Regions from separate parts of the Homo sapiens genome. Here region 2 is linked to region 1. Evidence: chromatin loops called from intact Hi-C (ENCODE). Cell type or tissue: Caco-2. All regions are shown on one strand. Each heading gives the region's core, and the rest is flanking DNA. Links, peaks and the distances in the headings are about the cores only.

Evidence for each region. Hi-C counts contacts between places; a loop is a spot of excess contacts. Peaks named below come from ENCODE experiments on the same cell type or tissue, not always from the same donor. Only the 100,000 strongest peaks of a DNase experiment are listed, where the experiment ranks them.
Region 2: a loop joins it to region 1, with 4 times the contacts of the local background. A loop is called at or near these places in 3 of 110 quality-filtered maps.

What each region holds. Positions count from the first base shown.
Region 1 is chr13:50,381,543-50,392,838 of GRCh38, forward strand. It overlaps DLEU1 (deleted in lymphocytic leukemia 1), which reads left to right. Exons shown (of 7, transcript NR_109974.1): 3 at 8,656-8,749. Among named protein-coding and RNA genes, the nearest start is that of DLEU1-AS1, 140 kb to the right of the region's middle. In Caco-2, for the core only: no CTCF peak of the experiment used is centred there; a DNase peak (open chromatin) is centred at 5,699.
Region 2 is chr13:50,166,903-50,178,198 of GRCh38, forward strand. All of the region lies in intron 2 of DLEU1 (deleted in lymphocytic leukemia 1), which reads left to right. It also overlaps the pseudogene ST13P4. Among named protein-coding and RNA genes, the nearest start is that of DLEU2, 47 kb to the left of the region's middle. In Caco-2, for the core only: no CTCF peak of the experiment used is centred there; no DNase peak of the experiment used is centred there.

The DNA of each region.
Region 1 (11,296 bases), core at 1,929-9,928:
GCCAGAATAGGTTTGGTGTCACCTTGTGCTGGCTTGTGGTTGAAAAAGATTTATGGACAGAAAAAGGAAAGTGATATACAGAAGACAGAATGAGATACAGAAACAGCTGGCTTAGTTACAGCTCCACGTTTGCCTTATTTGTACACAGTCTGAACAGTTAGCTGCCTTTGATTGGTCCAAACTTGGTGATTGGCACAAGCATAGGTGACAGTCTGTGTACGCATCCAGTTAGATTACAGTTCACTATGTATGGAGAAACCTTTAGGCTGAACTTAAAATATGTAAGAAACCAGCTTTAGGCTAAACCTAATTTAACACAGGTAAATCTCAATTTAAATACTATTGGTAACCTTTTCTCATTATTGGCTGACAAATGATGTCCCTTTTCCTTTAGAAACATTTTCAAAGAATCCAATCCTTTTAGTCGTCAAATCAAGTGTTTCTTAGTTTTCAACTGAGTAAGAAAACTTTTTCATTTATTATTTACTAGGGTCAGGAGCATTTAGTAGCAATGATAAAAGTGCAGATCAGAGACTACTTATATTGAACAGAAGTGCTTTATAAGGTCTCTATTCAACTGACATTCTGTTAAGTATTTCTAGTCAATGGATTCCTACGCGGACTGTTGAAACTTTAAGCTCAGGATAAGTGGTCTGGATGTGCAGTGCAGTTTAGTAAATGAACTAGAGCTCGGGTTCTATTTGCAACCCAGTTTTTTGGAGCTGAAGGGGCCCTTGGAACTCTTTAATCCCAGGTAGAAAAATGGAGACTCAGGAAAGCAGCACAGAGCATTTGTTGTCTGAGATAAGAGAGATGGGGCCATTTGAGAGCTCTGACCAGGCCCATGGCAGGCAAAGGGCTGCAGAGCGTTTCAAATTGGCAAAATTGACCTGTACTTCTCCATGTTGTGCTTCTCCTCAGAACTTTTGGGAAGCCGTGTGACTGTCATCATTCCAGCTAGAACACTTTCTTCCTCCAGAAAGTTTTGTGATCTGTTAACAATCATGTCTGGACCAAAGAATTTGGGGAAACTTGAAGCCAAAACAAATTTATCTAAGATTGTTGTTGTTTTTAAACAAGTGGCCAGCTTTGCAAATTTATGGATTAGTCCCCAAAGCTTGTGCTCTATAATTGACCCTTAACAGGTTAGCAGTAGAGGAGAAGAGAGACAAAGGCCACACTCTAGGGACTAAGAGCTATGAGAGTGTCGAGAGGTTGGGAGGGCTGTGTGTGTGTGTGTGTGTGTTTGTGTTGTTGGAGAAGGATGATCAGGTGTAGGAGAGAAGGGAGTAACTGCCACACTTGTGAATTTGGAAGCAATTTCAAAATCTCTATGTGGAGATTTTCTTTTGTTATATGGACAAACTTGGGGAAAGCCTCAAAAAGTTGAATGTCTTAGATCTCCACATTCTATTTTTTTTTTTTTCCAAGAGAATGCTTACTTAGTTGCGGGAAGCAGCCTCTAGGTGTGCAGGAGTGCAGATGCATGTCTTCCTTCTCTTCTAGTGGCTGGGACTCTTCCTGGGCTGGCATGGCAGCAACTGTGGGTGGGTGGTGCAGAATTTGTGCTGGTGTGGGAGGCCCTCATAAGTGACCCAGCCTCTGTCATTTCCGAGATGTTCATGTGGTGATGTGTCCTTTGCTCTAAAACAGTTGCTGTCATTTGTGATAGGTACACAGAAGTGTATGGACACAGGTGCAAATTCCCAGACCCTTACCTGTCACCAGGAGGCTGGTGGACTTTTCCAGGGTATTTGCCCCCTTTTCGTCTCCTGAATGACAATGTTGTGAATTGCGTGGGGGTTCAATGGAAGTGTTTTACTGACTGGGGATTTTTATTCTTGCTCATTATAATATTATCTTCTCTTTATTTCCTCATAAATACTTTAGGTTTCCTGTTGTAACTTTTGCTTTTCAATATCCATTTTATCTGGTGGTGATGATGATGATGACAATCATAGAAAACAGTTACATAGCCATCAGAATGTACCAGGCACTGCTCTAAACACTCACCTTATGTTAATACATGTAGGCCTATTATTATCCCCCTTTTATAAATATACATGTTCTTAGACCTTTTCCTTTTATTAAATTAGATTTTCATTCTTATGTTATCCAGTTTTATACCCAAAGTTTTAGTTCCTTTTAAATTTATCATTCTGAAATTTTTATTGCTAAAAATTATTTCTAAGATAAGTTGTATTGTCCAATATTTTCAATTCTTTTTCTTATTTTTGTATTCTACTTGCTTAATTACATTTAATAATTATTTTCTTTAATGCTGCCTTAGGGTTAACATTTTTCATTTTTTTAATCCACTTTTAAAAAGTTCTTTTTTTCCTATATATAGGGGATATAGAAAAAGTTACACAATAGCATAGGGACACATTCTCTCCAAAGAGAGGCAATGGTATGGGGGGAGCAAAAGATAGGGTGAGACCATCCTAGAGTAAAAGGGAACAAGAATTAACCACAAGCAACTTCGGAACCTGAATTAGATGCTGGTACAAAAACAAAACAAAACAAAACAAAACACAGCAAGCAAAGATATTCTTAGGACAATTGTGGAGATTTGAATATGAACTGGAATAATGGTTCACTTTCTTAGGTGTGGTAATGGTATCAGGGTTATGTAGGAGAATATCCTTATCCTTAGGCCATTCATGAGAGAGATGGAGAAAGTAAATGAGGTAAAATATTAACGATTATTGAATTGAAAGATATATAGGCATTGATTTCACTATTCAACTTTTTTGTTGGTTTGAACATTTTCATGGTAAAAGTTAGAAAATACAAAAAAAAACACAAAAACAAAACAATTTTTATCTTTATTATCTGTTTTTCAATTTTTGGTCTTAACTTGAGTATTATTTATATTATTATCTGTTTTTCTGTATTTTTGTCATAACTTTTTAGTTCCTATTTTATATTTTTATTGTTTACTGCTTTATAAAATTTATGCGTTTACTATTTTATAAAACCAGGTAATGCCTCTGGTCCTGGATGCTGGCTGGGGAAAGGAACAGCCTGTATATATTGGCCAAGATGATGAGATTGAAGTTGCAGAGCTTGTGTTCTCTCTGGTCACCTGCCTAGCCCCCTTATCAGATACCTCACACCTTCACTGTTGGTTCCCAAAAAAACTCATATTAACATTAAACTCATAGTCCTCTCATAAATTACGTGATAATCTAAAATGGAGAGATTTGCCCTTTTCCATCTTGCCATTGAAATTCTCATGAAAACAACAACAATAACAGAAATACCAAGTGCAATGGCAGGAGATCTGCAGGAGAAATTTCTAATGGCCCAGGACAGGTGTGGCTCTGAGGCAGGAAGACAACAGGAGATCCCCTCTCTCCACCCCTGCTGCAGAGAGGGGAATGGGGCTTAGTGGTTACCCCTAGGCCTAGATATGGTTTGTCAAAAAGAACACAAAGCCACAAGCAGAACATAGTGCAATTTCCTAAAGTGTGAGTAGACTTGAGGGAAGTTACTTTTATATTAAAATAAACATGGGTATATTTTGGAATAGCCTGCAAAAGGGAGATGCCAAAGGAATTTTATGCTTATTGAAGGCTGTTTTGAGACATCCTCTAAGACTCCCAGGAGTATAAATGGAAGAGTTTGTGAATCTCTGTATTATGATTAATTATGGGTTGGTTTGGCTAAAGAAGGTTTTGTAGGGGGAATGTTTTTGTGGGCCAATATTGATTATATATTTATATATATATATAGAGAGAGAGAGAGTATAGACAACTTTTTCTTCTTTGAATAGTAACCTACTGACCATTTGTACGTTGAAGTCCTATCCCCCAATACCTCAAAATGTGACTATATTTAGAGATAGGGCCTTTAAAAAGGTAATGAAGGGAAAAGGGGGTCATATGGGTGGGCCCTAATCCAATATGACTGAAGTCCTTACAGGAAGAGGAGATTAGGACACAGATATGCATGCATAAAGGAAAGACCATGTGAAGACATGCAGAGAAGTCAATCATCTGTAAGTCAAGGACACAGGCTCAGAGGAAACCAACCCTGCCAGTCAACACCTTGATCTTGGACTTCCAGCCTCCAGAATTGCAAGAAAATACATTTCTGTTGTTTAAGTCACCCAGTTGTGATACTTTGTTAAGGGCAGCCCCAACAAACTGATATACTGCTAGAATGGTGCTTATCAATTTTGTTATTCTGTTAATTTGTTTCATTTACTTTCCAACACAGTTTTCTCCTTTCTCACTCACTGATATCCTGACGTTTGACTTCCTGATCAGAAATGGAAGTGATGGGGTTGGACAGCAGGTGTTGGAAACTCAAATGCCTTAGGGACCATGCATGTGGATGTGCAAATCCAGGATGTAGAATAAAGACGTGTGGTGGTTGCTGTCACAATGAAGGGTGCATTCCCACTTAAAGACATTCAGATTCCAATGCTTTAAAGCCCTGTGCCAGCCCAAATGAATAAATAAGTCCTTACCTGGACTGTCTGGCAATTGCAATCCCTGCTCCAGTACAGCCTGGGCCTCATCCCCATGTTCCCTTGATTTATTACAAGAGGTCCATAAACACAGGTGCCAACCAAACCTTGTCTGTAGACTCTGTAATGCCACTCATATACTCACCTCTTAGTAAATTAAATTGCAAACTCACTTGTTAAATTCAAATTAATTTCCGAACCTTTTTTATTGGATACTTTCTTAATCATGATGATATATGGGGTTTATCCAGATTTTTTAAAAAATTCACTTTTTGAATTATAAAAGTCATGCATACGTATATGTTTATTGTGAAAAGATACATTTCTTTTCCTCCTGTGGATCTTCCCCTCAGAATTCCAGTTCTAATTCTACTCCTTGTGTGAACCCCTGAACATGCACCCATGCCCATTCATTTTTCTGGGCCCCTCACAGCAGCTCTAGCACCTCCACCTAAAAGGATTGAAAGGGAAGATGAGACCCCATTGCAGAATATTTGAAGTGGTTACTCATCAGCCCTGTATATACATATTAAAATTCTCTGAGTTGTTACAGCAGCTGTTGCAACTGAAAATAATTCAGCAAACAGGATCATTTTCTGTGTAGTTTATGGGCTCGGGAACAGTCCAGAAGCTTTGGAATTTGAGTTACTGTCAGCCCGCTGCTCAGCCAATCTCCACATGTCACAGGCTGGTAATTTGATCTACAGCTCCCTTGAAGTGAGTTTGTACTGAACACAGAAAGCTCTTTTTTCCCCCTTTTTGCCAAACGCTAAATAGCCTTTTATGTGTGTCTTTTTTCCCCTTACACAATCACGATTTGATTCAACAAAAATATTACACACCTTCTTCCTGAGGATTTTGTGTCCTTTTCTTGGACTCGCAGCTACACATTTTGGGCAGCAAGTTCCCTTGTTCCCTCGGCAGCTGCCTGCGCGCAGTCCTCCGGAGAGCCTAGGCCTGGGAGAGACCGCCTTGGATTTAGCTGGGCCTAAGAAAACACAGGCACAGCAGTGAGAAAAATATTATCTTCCAATTCCCCTTCCTTTCAAGACTCAGGAAATCTGCTTCTTTTCAGTGCTCTTATCACTGCTGTGAAGTTTTGATTTTTCCAATCTCCAGTGGTGGTTTAAAAGGAGCTTAGAGCAGAAGCTGAAAGGGCCTCCTGTATTTAGAGAGCAGAAGCCCCACCTGCTGTCTCTGGGGCACCTCCCAGTGGCCAGGGCCAGGGGGTGTGTCTGATGATGGAGACAGTTGGAGCCACTTCAGCACTGGCGCCGAGTTTATTTCATCTGCTGATATTTAGATTGTGGTGGGGAGGGCAGAATGCCTGATGATGCCGTCAGTTCACCACCATGCAACAGGTAGCCTGCTTTCCAGCTACTTTGCATGATATCCAGACTTTCTGGCATCAAGGCTTGGTGGCTCACAGGGCTTGAGGCAACACTACTCTGTAGCTTCCATTTTTTTTAGTGATTCCCTCACCGGTGGTGGATCTACCTAAGATCACAGTGGCCACGGTGGTATGCTATTTTGGGTTACTGAAAACTGAAACCTGTTTTTCGCTGAAGACAGTTTGCCTAACAGTTTAATAACCTTTATACTTAGAATATCAGGAGTCCTGTCTGTCTGATCAGCCAGTGGTACCATTAAGGAAAAATGAAAGATTGGTTTTCAGAGTCACTGAAGTTCTGGTGATATTTTAAATAAAAATTGAATACTTGGACATCTAAACTTATTTGATTGAAGCCTTGGGATGCCTAAAGTCATTGTGGTTGAGATTATATCTGTTTATGGCTGACAAAAATTATCATAAGTGTATAGAGTCTTATGTTGGGGACCTTGCTGTCCATCTCGAGACCATCTGCAGAAAATCCCAACAGCTGCAGTTTACTTCTCATTTTTCAGAATAGAGATTGATTATGAAGGAGGCACAAAACAAACCAATAAACAAAAAACCCAAATATTTGATTATGGCATTAACTTTATGGTCATTTCTAGAGGAGTGTGTGAGAGACATTAACTAGGTTCTGATTCTTGGAATAGATTAGACATTGGCCTTGCACCCAGCTCCACGGAATGATGTCCCCAGAAGGCCTTGCTTGTGCCTGGACACTGATGTCTGAGGAGTACGCTTCCCTGAGCTTTCCATGGGTCAATCTTAGAGGGCAGGGCTCCATGATCCTGGCCTTGACTGAAGGGGGAAGGATAGATTGGAGGTTTTTCCAAAGACTCACTGGAATTTGGAGATAAAATATTTAATAGGTTGAAAGCCTTTACAAGGGAGAACTCTGGTCTCCCTGTGAACGATGACCAAATATGGTAAAAATGTTCCCATTTCTGGTGGATCAATCAGTCCTTAAATATTTCTAGAATAACTTCCATGGTTAAAATCTGGATCCAGATTTTCTAATGAGCAATTTGCAGAAAGAACCCACCTGCATCAAATGGCAAAGTCAGAACCACGTGCAAGAGTGAACTGCACAGCCCTTGCTTAGCAACATGCCGCTTGTAGCCCACTGGGGGTGGAGTGCCCTCCAATCCAGACTCTACACTAAGAAATTAGGTAATTCAATGGCAATAGTAATTTTAGCTGCAGTTTAAGGAACGTTTACAGCTTTGAAACAGGAAATGGAAAACAATAAGTAAGAAACTATAAAATAAATTGAGCACATAGCTTTCTGTTACATTTTATACCCAGTGGTATGGAAAGTTTACTTAAGGAAATGACAAGGCTTATTTAGAGGACCAGCAACTTCTGGAGTCTTTTATTGAAATGGAAATGGGAGCAATGTTGGATACTCTTAAGGCTATTTCTTTGTAAATTCCCAATTGGGAAGCTTTAATATGTGTCCAGAAGGATTTAAAGACATTTTTCTTTTAATATTTACATGCCATATTATAATAAGATGAATCTTTGCTGTGAATTTGAATCTGAATATTAATGTTGGCTGTATTTTATTGAGTGATTATAGTGAGCCAGGCTCTGTATTAAGCACTTAAAATGACTGAGCTTATTTAATTTATTTAACATTATGATGTAGGTATTATTATTATCTCCATTTTACAGATGAGAAAACTGAAGATAAGAAAAATTCTGCAGCTTGCCTAGAATATGGCTGCTAGCAAATGTTGTAAAGGAACTCAGATCTGCCCATTCCCAGAGCCTGAGGTCTTAATCTATTCTGCTGACTTAAATTCTGTATCATGAGTTTCACAACCTGAAGCTTGGGAACTCCTGTGGAGCCCTGGAGTGATGTTTAAGGAATACTTCAGTGAGCTGTACACACTACAACTCCCATATTGCATTTTAGTTTTTAAAAATAGTTTCTTTAAAATAAATGCAAGAGGGGTCTCTGAACAATATGCTCAGGTCTCCAAACTGGCTGAATTTACCACGGACTATTTTTCTAGCATTTGGATTTTAACAGAAGCAGAGCAAAGTTGGGATGACCACACCCTTCCTGGGCTTCAAGGACTTTAAAAATGTCCTGGCTGCCCCAGAAGTTGGAGAGCTCTACATTTCAGCGTTGGTGGTGTGTGTTGTCTGAATGAAATGGGTTAGGGGTAGTGGGGAGATAAGAGGATTTATAGCCTAAAGAAGGTCAGGGAATCCCAGTGGCCCACCTGCTTTAGAGTCTCAATTTTCTCAACTTTAAATGGAAATGATATCATTACCTATGTAATCTGAGTGTTGTTAAATGCATTAAATTAGGCAATACATGTGAATAAAGCTTATGAGTTATTATTTTGGAGGTATTTAATGTGTTCTCCCCTCCTTGACAGTGGGCTGATATTTTACCATCCTGTTTCTAAGGCCCTGTTAAAGTTGTTTTTCTGAGCGTGCTCTATCCATCAGGATCCTGGCAGGAAACAGATGGTGCGCTCATGCTGGGAAGAGTTTAATAAAGGAACTGTTTACAAAAGTGTGCGCAGGATTTAGGAAAAGCAACAAGGGATGTTGCAGCGCCCCAGTAGAGGGCCATTACCAACACTAAGCCAGAAGGGTGGAAGGAAAGGAGTGTTTACCAGCACCTAGAGAGGTTTTTGAGAGGGCTGCCTGATAGTTAATGTGGCCTTTGGTGGAGGAATGCAATCAAGTCACAGAAACCTACCAGGGAGAGATCTTGGGGGAAAAATATCCTGACCTCACTTTCCTCCCTCCCTTTAATCTCCTGCAGGTATTCTCCACTGGTTGAATGCAAATGGAAGCCAGAGGAAAAGGGAACCCTTGACACAGTTTTCATATAGATTGGCCTCCAGGGCAGACAGCAGGTGAGAGTGGAGAGTGGGGCTGGGGGACAAAGAGCAGGTATGGAGCACAGCATGTGGCTCTCCACATGTTTACCAGTAACCTTCATCACTCTTGCCAGACTGGACCGAGAATCAACTCAGCCCATAATTATGCTGTCGTGGTGCCTCTACCTCCTTTTCTGTGTTTTCTCAATTTCCAGAAACTTATTCTCCACTTCCAAGCTGTCTTGTGTTCTTTTGCTCCTCTAAGTCTTCTTATTGTGGAAAAATGAACACAAAAAGTTAACTCACACACTTAAATGTCTTATGCCTAATTGTTACTTTAAAATGTGCATACTTATTTTCACTTCTGGGATGGCTAAATTGCTACCAGACTGACCACAGATAAACAATACAAAGAACAACTATCTGAAGGTGAGTAACTGTAAGCAGATTATGGGGATTAGTTGGCACATGTGTGAAAGGATAAGACAAGGTGTGTCTTCCCCTATTTATGGTTTTTAGCTTAAGAGCAGGCCTTAGACAATGCCCATAGTCTTTCTGGCCTGACGAACTAGAAGAAAAAGTTGAGAGCAGCCAGAGCCAGAAGAAAGTGAGAGGAAACCTCTAAAAGAAGAGTGCCAGAGAGGGGAGCCCCAAATTCCATGCATCAGGTGCCCAACTTTCTGGCTGAGTCCCAAACTTTGTGTGCATGTGGCACACTGCAAGCAGCTCAGTAAAGGGTCAATGACCTAACTGAGATAAGAGCTACTGCCCAAAAGACAGAGTTTGCAGTTTTGTCAAAACAAAAACATCACACTCGACGGGAGAAGTGTAACAGAAATGCAGAATCTCCCTAACAAAACATTCCCAGTGTCCAGGAAACCATCCAGAATTACCCAACATACAAAGAGCAGGAACCAGATTCCTGACCTATTCTGAAGAGAAAATATAATCAATGAAGATCAATCTTGAGATGACCTAGATATTGGAATTAATAGATGTAGACTTTAAAGCAACTGTTACTACAGTAATTAAAGGAACATTTATATTTTTATGTGCTTGTATTAGAAAAGAAGAAAAGTCTAAATTAATGACCTAAGGCTACCTTAAAAAGCCAAAAGATTAGAATAAGTTAAATCCCAATGCAGTAGAAGAGTAGAACTAATTAAGGTAGGAAAAGATATCAACAAAATATAAAACAACATTAGAGGAACTATATTGGTTATAAGAGATGCAGTTTAAGTATAAAGACACAGGTAGGAGTAAAACTGATTCTTGAAAAGATCAAGAAAATTGATAGAACCATAGCTAGACTGATCAAGAGAAAAAGAACACAAATAATCAATATCAGGAATGAAAAAGGGGATATAACTACAGATCCTGCAGACATATAATAAGATGATATGTTGACTACCCTTTTTGCCTGCTGATTTCTGGACACTAGGAGTCCAACATGCCTTGTGAACAATCATAAATTATAGTTCAGTGGGACACTTGCTGTGTCCTCTGGCGAAAATGTGCCCTTCTAGGGTCAAAGCCTACAGAACCCAGAATTATGGGGGCAGGAAGGACAGAAATCCCCCAGTGGGTCACTGGGAGTGATGACAAGTGTGATCCTTCCTATTTCCACCCCTTGGTTACATGTTCAGTACACTGGAACATATTCAGAGCTTTTTGGGTGTAAAGATTTGGGTACAGGAATACTGTCATTGAGAGCAGTGCTCCAAAATTCCTTCCATAAATACTGAGGTGTCTCCATCACCGTGGCCAGATTTTCATATTTTTTTCACCCCTGGCCATGTAACACACCTCACAGCAGACCCTTTGCTTGAACAGCTTATCTGTTTGCTTCCTATCACTTCTGCAGGAGAAAAATGGAGTGGAATGGGGGCAAGAACCTAGTTCTTTCTGCAGGAGAGATAGTTAATGCTTATGGTGTGCATTTTTATATGCCCCAATCTCCCTAGCAGTTAGTTCAGGGCCATGTGATTTGTTCTGGCCAATGGGTGTGAGCAGATCTTCTGAGTTGAGGCAGTGAAGAGCCAGTGTGGTTCCTCTGTGGCTCTCTTTTTTGGGTATGGCAACCTTGGAGGCCGTGTGTTCCAGATGGTGTAGCTGTGAGTTTCAGGAGCACTGCCCAACAAACAGCAACTTTATGTCCTGTCAAAGCAACCTTTATCCTGCTAAGCCTCTGAGATTCCTGGTTTGCTTGTTGTGGGTAGCAAGTGCTAATTACCTTGATTAATAAATCTATTCTCTCCACACCCATCAATCAATAAAAAATTCAGAACCCTGATTATAAATGTTTTCACAGTTGGTCAGCTAAGAGTTTCTTGTAGATTGCTATGCATTTAGCATTTTGCTGGGTTTTTTGTTATCAGTGCCCACTCTGAGTGGGTGGAGCCCCCTTTCCTGGTGGGTTATGGACTCCCTTATATCAGCAGATGAATAGAGGTTAAGAAGCATCACGAGTCAGCTTTATTTAGTTCTTATCTGGACATGGACAAGGTTACAGTCTACCCAGATATGCAGAGAGTATTCAGTGCTACATACTCAAGCTCCTTTCCTGGCTAAATTTCTGTTGGT
Region 2 (11,296 bases), core at 2,004-10,003, 210 kb before region 1:
GAACACTTGGACACAGGGTGGGGAACAACACACATTGGGGCCTGTTAGGGGGTGGGGGGCTGGGGGAGAGATAGCATTAGGAGAAATACCTAATGTCAATGATGAGTTGATGGGTGTGGCAAACCACCATGGCACATGTATACCTATGTAACAAACCTGCACATTGTGCACATGTATCCTAGAACTTAAAGTATAATAATAAAAAAAGAAAAAAGAAAGAAAGAGATAGAGGAAACAAAAAGGATGCCATAAGTATAAGTTGAAAGAAAATATTTGTGGTATTTGCCAGCTTTAAAAAAGTTTGTAAGTTGTGTGATTTCTGTACTCATTCTCAATAAATGTTCATTATTTGTATCTAATTTTATGTATTTTTTCTTAAAGAGGGACACAAAATTTGCATATGCTTTAGGTTTCATAAAGCCTGGACTTGCCCTGTTTCATACCAATGTTGTGGACATATTCATAGCAGTCTGACAGTACCTGTGAGATGAGGAAGCAACATGCTGTAGTGGAAGAAGCAGCCTTGATTCTACCACTAGGAGCTGTGTAACTTCAGCTTGTTTCTTAGCCTCTGTGAATTTTGGTGTCCTCAGCTGTCAAGTTTGGATGTTGATCCATCACAGAATTGTTGAGACTTAAAGGAACCCTCAGTGTACTTCTTGGCATGTGATAAACACTCAATAAATATAATTTCCTTTTTTCACTTGAGCTCTCTCTGATGGTTTACAGATTTATCTTAGGTCAGGGACCCAGGTGAGGAAATGCGTTGTCCTTTCAAAATGAATTTTGATCTGAGGGTAGTAGGTAGAGAGTTGGGGTTTCCCCTGGGATTCTTGTCTTTAATAAACCCGAGACAAAATGAATCACAATGGTGTTTTCTCTAGATGTAAAACAAAGTATGCAGTGCCTTCATCAGCTGTGTAGAGTATTGGGCTGAAAGTATTCCAATTTAGTGTGTCTGCCACTACACACACACACACACACACACACACTCATTTGGTATGACCCAAGGATTACATTATTCTGAATCACTGCAGTTTTTTGACATGGCTTCATTCTTCAATCAAAAATATTGATGAACAAAGCCCTGGGCCAGGTGCTGGATTCCCTTGAAATGTAGGAGTCTGGGAACTAGGATTTGGCATTCACGGGTGTCCTAATGAGCCTGGAGCAGCACATTCTTTCCAATATGTGTGCTTTGGCTATATGTACCAGCGATAGCCTCTATGAGGTGGGGATGGGACGGGAACCCCAGGTTAGCTAAATACTGACTTGCTGTCAGGGTATGATTTAGTCATCATAGCAGACTGGGTTAATACCTATGATACTGGACTATGAACTCTTTTCTTTAAGGACAAGACACAAGACTACTTTTTTCAGTGCCCGCCATGGCTAGTACATAGTAGGTGTTTGTAGCATTTATTGAATTGATTTACAGTCTACATTCAGTAGGAGTAAAAAAAGCCTTTTAAAGTGCCCAAAGGATTTTCCTTTTTGAAACAAAATTGCAGCTTTTTGCTGGGCGCGGTGGCTCACAGCTGTAATCCCAGCAGTTTGGGAGGCCGAGGCGGATGGATCACCTGAAGTCAAGAGTTCGAGACCAGCCTGGCCAACATGGTGAAACCCCGTCTCTACTAAAAATACAAAAATTAGCCACACGTGGTGGCAGGCACCTGTAATCCCAGCTACTTGGGAGGCTGAGGCAGGAGAATTGCTTGAACCCAGGAGGCAGAAGTTGCAGTGAGCCGAGATTGCGCCACTGTACTCCAGCCTGGGTGACAGAGTGAGACATCATCTCAAAAAAAAAAAAAAAAAAAAGAGAAAGAAAAAAGAAAAAGAAAATTGCAGCTTTTGATGAATAGCCTGATAATTATGTCCCTTAGCCTGCTGTTGTGGAGGAATAGGAGTCATTTTGAAATGGGGAATCAGAAGCAGTCTGTTTCACACTTTGCTCACAAGTGATTCCTCTGAGTGAAAGAAGTCAAACCAAAGCAAGTCCAGGGAAGTCTGAGAAGTTAGCATACTTGCAAAGACAAAACAGCCACAAGTCAACTGTCAGCTGAGTGAGTGCCTGTCTGGACGTTATCCTGCAGGCAGTTAGGAAGAAACATTGTTTGAAGACGCCTGTCACCAGCACACATGACTGATTTCTCATCAGAAGAGGGATTGTGAGTGAAATAAGAAAAAGTCTGTGTAATATGTGTCATGATGAGTTATACATTTACCTATTAACTGTATACAAAACCTTTATGCATATAGATTATCCATATTTTATTTGGGGGCCATCTGGTTAATTTGCCTGCTTTCTAAACTATTGAGTCAAATAAGCTCACTCAGGTATTGTCAGAATGAACCCACCTAATCTGGTTAACATTTTGGTGTCTGGGCAAGGTCTACCCAGGATCAAATCTGTTGACACCCTTCTCTCCAACCCCAGCCCTGTCCCTACCTACACACACGCTTTGTTTAAAAATACTCATTGGTGCTTACTCTGTGTCAGGTGTCAGGTAGTGTGCTAGCACTGAGGATGCATAGTCCTTTCCCTCTTTTTTTTTTTCTTTGGGACAGTGTCTTACTCTGTCACCCAAGCTGGAGTGCAGTGGTGTGATCGTGGCTCACTGCAGCCTTATCCTTGACCTCCTGGGCTCAGCTGATCTTCCCACCTCAGTACCTCCTGAGTAACTGGGACTACAGCTGTGCACTACCACCGGGCTAATTTTTCAGTTTTATGTTTTTGTAGACTTGGGGTCTTACTATGTTGCCTAGGCTGATCTTGAACTCCTGGACTCAAGCAATCCTCCTCCCTCAGCCTCCCAAACTGCTGGGATTACAGTTGTGAGCCACTGTACCCGGCCTCATCATATCCCTCTTGAAGCTTGCAGTGTAGGACAGGTGAACCCAGCAGCCACATCTCTTATTTGGGTATTGCGGGAGACCTGGCATAGTCAGCATCCAGCAGTGTTTCCAGAGTGGCTGGCCTTGCTGCTTCTCCTCACTTGCTCCTCAAGGGCAAGATGATATGCAGGTTACCACTGAAGCAAATGTCCCATCCATTGTCTTCTGGTCCGCTTAAACCTTGATCTAGTAATTAATTATATGAAAGAACAGAAAAAGTTTCAGAGAATGATAATCTGTTTTAAAATTTTCTTATTCATTTTTAATAGTTGTGTTTTTGGGGTACATATGATTTTTGATATGTGTATACAATGTGTAATGATCAAATCAGGGTAATTGGGGTATCTGTCACCTCAAACATTTATTTTTTCTTTGTGTTGGGAACATTGCAATTCTTCTCTTCTAGTTATTTTGAAATATACAATAAATTATCATTAACTATAATTTCCCTACTGTAGTATCAAATACTAGAACTTATTCCTTATAATGATAATCTCTTTAATAGTCATATTTAAATGCCAATTTACAAATGGAGTAAAATATTTAACAGAATTGAATTGATAATTTTGAGGCCTTTGTTAATAACTACTCTTAATTGCAGCAATTTTGTTTTGGACAGAGATTATGGGAATAAATTTTAATTCTGGTTGGAAAATAGTACTGAAACAGCACTTGTCTTATTCTTTCAAATTTTTAGTACTTGGGTATTTGGAGTCATTGAGATTTACTCTTTGTATATGCAGGAACATTAGTTGTTTCAGACTGGACAATGGCTGGTTATAAGTAGTTGAATAAAATCCCTGCAGTTCATCCATTCTTCTCCTACCAGCAGGTGTCATTATGGAAATATGAAAATACTGTAAATTCCAGAGTTGTAGGAACTAGCTGTGAGAAAGAAAAGTAACACTTTGGATATTAAAAAACAACAAAAAATGAAAAAATCATTTGGCACTAAGCAAGGATGGCATGTTTAATTACTGATTTGGCAGTGTTCTACAGTATGATGTAATAGGATTTTAAAGCACATAATTTATTTTAATTAGATTAAGTAAATATTTATAAGAACCATTCTAGGCTCATAGGAGTCACAAAAGAAAAGTAAGATGTGATTCTTATCCTCGAGGAGCCGACATGATATCTGAGGATACATTAATGAAATAATTAGTTCATAGAATGAATCAATCTTTCTTTTTTACATGCTGGATTGAAGAACATAGACAGTAAAAGTTGCAAAAGCTGGAGGGACTGAGTAGTGTTTTTGATTGTGGGTTAATCAAAGAAAAAGTTTTAAAAATTCAAGTAGGGAGGAACTTCAAAATAATTTGGTAACTTGATAGCTCATTCCTTCCTTTCTTGCTAACTGCCTATCTCTCGCTATAATCTAAAGTAATAATTATAATAATTACATATTACATATGTATCCAAGGATGTAACAATTGGATTTAACAGTTTACTATAATCGGCCGGGCGCGGTGGCTCATGCCTATAATCCCAGCACTTTGGGAGGCCGAGGCGGGCAGATCACGAGGTGAAGAGATGGAGACCATCCTGGCCAACATGGTGAAACCCCATCTCTACTAAAAATACAAAAATTAGCTGGGGGTGGTGATGCGTGCCTGCAGTCCCAGCTACTCGGGAGGCTGAGGCAGGAGAATCGCTTGAACCCGGGAGGCGGAGGTTGCAGTGAGCCGAGATCGCGCCACTGCACTCCAGCCTGGGAGACAGAGTGAGACTCCATCTCAAAACAAAAGAAAATGAAAAAACAAAACAAAAAAATGGTTTTCTATAATCAAGCGACTAATATGATCAAATCTTTCTAAAAACTAAGGTAAACATTATAAGTGAGCATTTGTATTAGGAGACTTTTCCAGGAACCTGGATCAGGTTCTAAGTGTGCTCGGTCAGGGTCAGTGCTTCATTCACCCTGTTTTCCCCTCTAGACTGTGAGGTTTTCTAAGGCATGGGATATGTGGCATTCCTCTTTGCATTCCTGGCACTCTTAATTCTGCCTCTGGATCTGTAGTGAGCTCTTAGTACATGTTTGTTGAATGACAGTATCACCAAAGGATAGGGTATTTACAGTCCTTTGTACATTATATTGTTAGAATGAATGCATATTGATACTAGACTAGGCAACCTCAGGTTGAATATTTCAGAAAACTGGATTGAGAAACCTGGCTTGAAAAGTTGATAGCATAGGCAGCCGCCCCCTTCTGCGCTGTCACGCCGAGCCAGCGCCTGGGCCTGGAACCGGGCCGCAGCCCCCCGGCTTCGCCCACCATCTCCCTACCATGGACCCCCGCAAAGTGAACGAGCTTCGGGCCTTTGTGAAAATGTGTAAGAAGGATCCAAGCATTCTGCACACCCAGGAAATGCGCTTCCTGAGGGAGTGGGTGGAGAGCATGGGAGGTACTGCTACTCAGAAAGCTAAATCAGAAGAAAATACCAAGGAAGAAAAACCTGATAGTAAGGTGGAGGAAGACTTAAAGGCAGACGAACCATCAAGTGAGGAAAGTGATCTAGAAATTGATAAAGAAGGTGTGATTGAACCAGACACTGATGCTCCTCAAGAAATGGGAGATGAAAATGCGGAGATAACAGAGGAGGTGATGGATCAGGCAAATGATAAAAAAGTGGCTGCTATTGAAGCCCTAAATGATGGTGAACTCCAGAAAGCCATTGACTTATTCACAGATGCCATCAAGCTGAATCCTCGCTTGGCCATTTTGTATGCCAAGAGGGCCAGTGTCTTCGTCAAATTACAGAAGCCAAATGCAGCCATCCGAGACTGTGACAGAGCCATTGAAATAAATCCTGATTCAGCTCAGCCTTACAAGAGGCGGGGGAAAGCACACAGACTTCTAGGCCACTGGGAAGAAGCAGCCCATGATCTTGCCCTTGCCTGTAAATTCGATTATGATGAAGATGCTAGTGCAATGCTGAAAGAAGTTCAACCTAGGGCACAGAAAATTGCAGAACATCAGAGAAAGTATGAGCGAAAACGTGAAGAGTGAGAGATCAAAGAAAGAATAGAACGAGTTAAGAAGGCTCGAAAAGAGCATGAGAGAGCCCAGAGGGAGGAAGAAGCCAGATGACAGTCAGGAGCTCAGTATGGCTCTTTTCCAGGTGGCTTTCCTGGGGGAATGCCTGGTAATTTTCCTGGAGGAATGGCTGGAATGGGAGGGGGCATACCTGGAATGGCCGGAATGCCTGGACTCAATGAAATTCTTAGTGATCCAGAGGTTCTTGCAGCCATGCAGGATCCAGAAGTTATGGTGGCCTTCCAGGATGTGGCTCAGAACCCAGCAAATATGTCAAAGTACCAGAGCAACCCAAAGGTTATGAATCTCATCAGTAAATTGTCAGCCAAATTTGGAGGTCAAGCATAACGCCCTTCTGATAAATAAAGCCCTTGCTGAAGGAAAAGCAACCTAGATCACATTATGGATGTCGCAATAATACAAACCAATGTACCTCTGACCTTCTCATCAAGAGAGCTGGGGTGCTTTGAAGATAATCCCTACCCCTCTCCCCCAAATGCAGCTGAAGCATTTTACAGTGGTTTGCCATTAGGGTATTCATTCAGATAATGTTTTCCTACTAGGAATTACAAACTTTAAACACTTTTTAAATCTTCAAAATATTTAAAACAAATTTAAAGGGTCTGTTAATTCTTATATTTTTCTTTACTAATCATTTTGGATTTTTTTCTTTGAATTATTGGGCAGGGAAGATACTTATGTGTGGAAGATTATTGCTCTAATTTGAGTGAAATAAAAGTTATTAGTGCGAGGCAAACATAACTCATTTGAGGATAAAAAAAAAGAAAAGTTGATAGCATAGATTCTGAAGTTTTCTCTTTTGATTCCACTTCTCCATCCGAGGACATATATTTCAAAAAGTATTTCAGTAAGCGATGTGATTCCAGGACATTGTCCATGAGATATAGAGGACATTGTACTTCATCTAAATAAAACTGGGCCTAATTTTAGGCAGAAGGATGTACGTAGTGTTATTTTATTACCTTTTCAACAACTTTCTTAGTAATCAGTCATTTTCAATGAAGACAGTTTGTTCACCACCATATTTGAAGACTATTATTAATTTACCAGCTGCTATATGGTAAGGGGTCTGTCCTCAGCCTACCTTTGGTAGTTTGAACTAGTTATACTTTGTTCATCATTTTCTGACATCTCCAGCTGCTTACTAGACTTCTCTGTTTTGATTTTCCATTGTCACCTCCTATGTAACATGTCAAATAGGGAAATCATCGCTTTTACCTATAAACCACATCTTCCTTTAAGGCCATACCTTTTCTTTTAATGTTACCATTTATTTTCCAGTTCCCCAGGTGAAAAACTTTGATGTTTCCTTGTTCTCAACCCCTTCCCCGATCCAATCAATCAAAATAGTATCTATACTTCCTTTGTGATGCCTATGATAACCATTCTTTTCTTCCTTTCTGTTTCTATTACCAAGACCCTGGATTAGACCACGCATGAATGACATAGCTTCTTGAATCATCCTATTAGCGTTTTCTCCTCTTTTACCCCCTATTAGTGAGTAGGAACATTTTAGTTAGAATTACTCAAATATCAGTACCAAGTCCACACCCTTAATCAGAGTTGCTAGGGCCCTTCATGACTTGCTGATGATCACTCTAACTCAACTCTTGTACCCTTAAAACTGTTTGCTCTGGTCATATAGAAAAATGCAATTTTCCAATCTAGCCATGTTCTCTTTGACTTCCAGATTATTTGTATTGTGGTAGAATACACATAACATAAAATTGACCATTTTAACCATTTTGAAGTGCACAGTTCAGTGGCACTAAGTATATTCCCATTGTTCTGCAACCATCACCATCATCCATCTCGAGAAATGTTTCATCTTCCTAAACAGAAACTCTGTACCCATTAAACACTAATTACCTATTTCCCCTCCTCCCAGCTTCTGGCAGCCACTATTCTACTTTCTATCTCTATGAATTTAACTACTCAAAGTACCTCATATAAGTGGAAGTATACAATATAGGTCCTTTTGTGGCTGGCTTGTTTCACTTTGCATAATGTCCTCAAAGTTCATCTATGTTGTAGCATGTGTCAGAATTTCCTTCCTTTTTAAGGCTGAATAATATTCCATTATATGTCTATGCCACATTTTGTTTATTCATTCATCCACTGAGAGACATTTGGGTTGCAGTTTCTTCTCTTTAAGTGTATTCTGCTAATTAAAAACAGGTTACTCTTCCTGCCACTTCTTTCAGTCATGTTACTTTGCTGCTCAGAAGCCTTCAATGAGTTCCTTTTTACAGATAGGGTAAGTCGCAGCATGCACAGCATAACACTCAAGGCTCTTGCCTCTCTGGGCCCTGACCTATGTATAAAACCTTTCTGTTAATTATTAGTCTTCAACATTTATTCATGAAACATAGTTTTTGAGTGTCTGGTATGTGTTGGGCCTTGGGGTAAGTGCAGAGTAAACCAAATAGATATTGTCCCTTACCCTATGGAACTGACTTTGGAGTTAAGTGATTCCTTCGCTCAAGCCAGAAGGCTCTCCTTTTTACCTTGGAAGCTGGCTACTTCACCCAACATGAATATACCAAAGACCATTTGGTAAATGACCAGCTCACCAAAGCTAATTCTGCAAAAATCACTTGACCAAATAATGATTTTGCTGAAAAATTGAGGTTTATATTTTTTACTTTGTCCCTGTCATCACTGCTGTTCTCTTCCTGGGCATGCATTGGCCAACTGCTGTTTAATATGAACTTTGCCTGTTTTTCACATTCCAGACTCTGAGAATTTTTAGAATGGTCAACATTTTCTACGGGATGGTCAAGTGTTTTCCATTTGTTTGTTTATTTTTTAAAGCACTGTTTTTTGTCTTAATTACTTTTGCCTCTGTCCCTATTGCTCCTGCTTCTGCACCTTCCTGTGCCCTGGTGCAATGGCTATGAGAAATTGCTCTAAACCCTGTGTAAAGGATTTGCCAGATGATTGCTCAGTGAATTGTTCATTCGTTGAGTTAGTCAGTAAGAAGATGATCATTTGGCAAATTAGTTTCCAAACATTTTAAAATTTCTTCTCTCCCTTGTAGGAAATCAAAGGGAAGCATTTTCTACTATTTTTTTCAGGTCTATCCTCTCTGTTTGAACCATAATATCTTTTTTTGAGATGGAGTCTTGCTTTGTTGCCCAGCTGGAGTGCAGTCACACGATCTGGGCTCATTACAGCTTCTGCCTCCCAGGTTTAAGCGATTGCAGCGCCTCAGCCTCCCAAGAAGCTGGGATTACAGGCATGTGCCACCACACCCAACTAGTTTTTGTATTTTTAGTAGAAATGGGGTTTTATCATGTTGGCCAGGCTGGTCTGGAACTCCTGACCTCAAGTGATCCACCTGCCTTGGCCTCCCAAAATGCTGGGATTACAGGCATGAGCCACTGTGCCCAGCCAAACCATAATCTCTTTTAATAGCTCTGTTGATTTGTTTTTGGGAGTAGCCTTCTTGTGAGTAGGCTTCTTGGGAGTAGCCTTCTTACATCTTGTGCTCAGAATCAGTAGTTGCTTGGTTAATCTAAAGAAGCTGGTTAAGGTGTAGAATCATAAAAACAATATAGACACATCTTTTAAAATAAAACTCCAATGTGCATTCTATTAACCAATCCTTTAGGATCAAGACATTTTCTTCCAAAATGGGTCCACTAATTATTCAAATCATCTCTCTTTCATAAACCATACTCATTATGAATTACCTATGATTTCCAGTTTCAGTTTCTTTAGACAGGAGCAAGATCTTAAAGACACTGTGATACAATGAGTAAAGAATCCTGGTGTATTTTTACTATTTTTCCCTGCCATTAACACTTGTCATATACAGTTTAAGAGCAGATTATCTTAGCAACATATCTGTATTGATTCTTTAAAAGGATTCAACCTAATTTTTAATGTAACTATTTTTATTGTCACATTCATCAGACAACATATTTAATTAAATATGATTATAATAACAAATACAAGTGGCACAACTTTTCTATCAATTGCCTGTTGGTAAGCGAACCATGCAATTGCTGGGAGTAGAAGCCTACAGGCTTACGAGGGAGGAGGCTGCGATCCAGGAGCACTGAGCATGCCTGGTATCAGCCAGTATGTTTCCCTGAGGACATAGGGAGCACTGGTTAAATGTATAGTCATTTAGTGCAGGTTGGCTATACAGGCTTTTACTGTATTTGTTCATCCTTATAGACAAAGCTGTGTTATTGCTTACTATCTTGTAATAAAGTAGGAGTTGAGGTGAGATCTAGCAGAAATTGATATGGGGAACTGCACAAATCCTTCAGGTTCAAATGACAAGAACAGGGAATATTTACATTTGATGTAAATTTGCATCACTTCATCAGAAGTCCAGAACCTGTGGGAATGGGGGTGCAGAGAGTGAAGAAGCAGTTTTAGACTGACATCGTTGGCAACTTTATTTTGGGGCAGACGGACCATCTCTGCCAGGAACTCTACTCCTCTGCCTAAATGACCATGCGGCCCCCCTTCCAAGGGAAGTCTCTAGGTGGACATCATGTGACTGCCCACCCCTTGGTCTGCACCCACCTTCCATGTAAGGAAGTGCTAGTGGCCTTCTATCAGGGTCTCTTCCACTGACTTCTGTATGTATATGTGTGTGGGAAGGAATTGTGTGTTGGGGGTAGGAGGTGGGGTCAGGGCTCTGTGCCTCTGCAGTGCATCCAGAAATTCCTCAACATTTTTCACAGTGTATATGCCCTCTCTAGTTTCCAGTACTGATAAAAGCTTTTCCCTGTTTTTGTATTCCGCTTGTCACTTCCCTGGAAATCCACATAGAAGGGATTGGAAGTCTGTCCTCTTTTATTCCAAATCTTCCTCTTCCCCTTCACCTCAAACTTTGTATTTTAGGCTCTTAAACGGGTCTGTACATAACTTTTTCCTCTGCTATAAGCACATAACTAATAAACTATGGGTTAGAGTAAGGTAATTGGCAGTTCTGTTTCTCAGTGTTCGTACCATTAAAATGATTTTTCCAAATCAGACTCAAGGCAATGGAATAATAATAATGAGAAGTTATTTTGCACTGTGCTTTATGGTTTTACCATGATTTAGTGCTTCATTTAATGAGACAAATAACCAGACAAGGCCGGGGGTGGTGGCTCACGCCTGTAATCCCAGCACTTTGGGAGATCAAGGTGGGAGGATTACTTGAGGTCAGGAGTTCAAGACCAGCCTTGGCAACATGGTGAAACCCCGTCTCTACAAAAAATTAAAAAATTAGCAGGGCGTCGTGGCGCATGCCTGTACCTGTAGTCCAAGCTACTTGGGAGGCTGAGGTGGGAGGATCACTTGAGCCTGGGAGGTCGAGGCTGCAGTGAGCTATG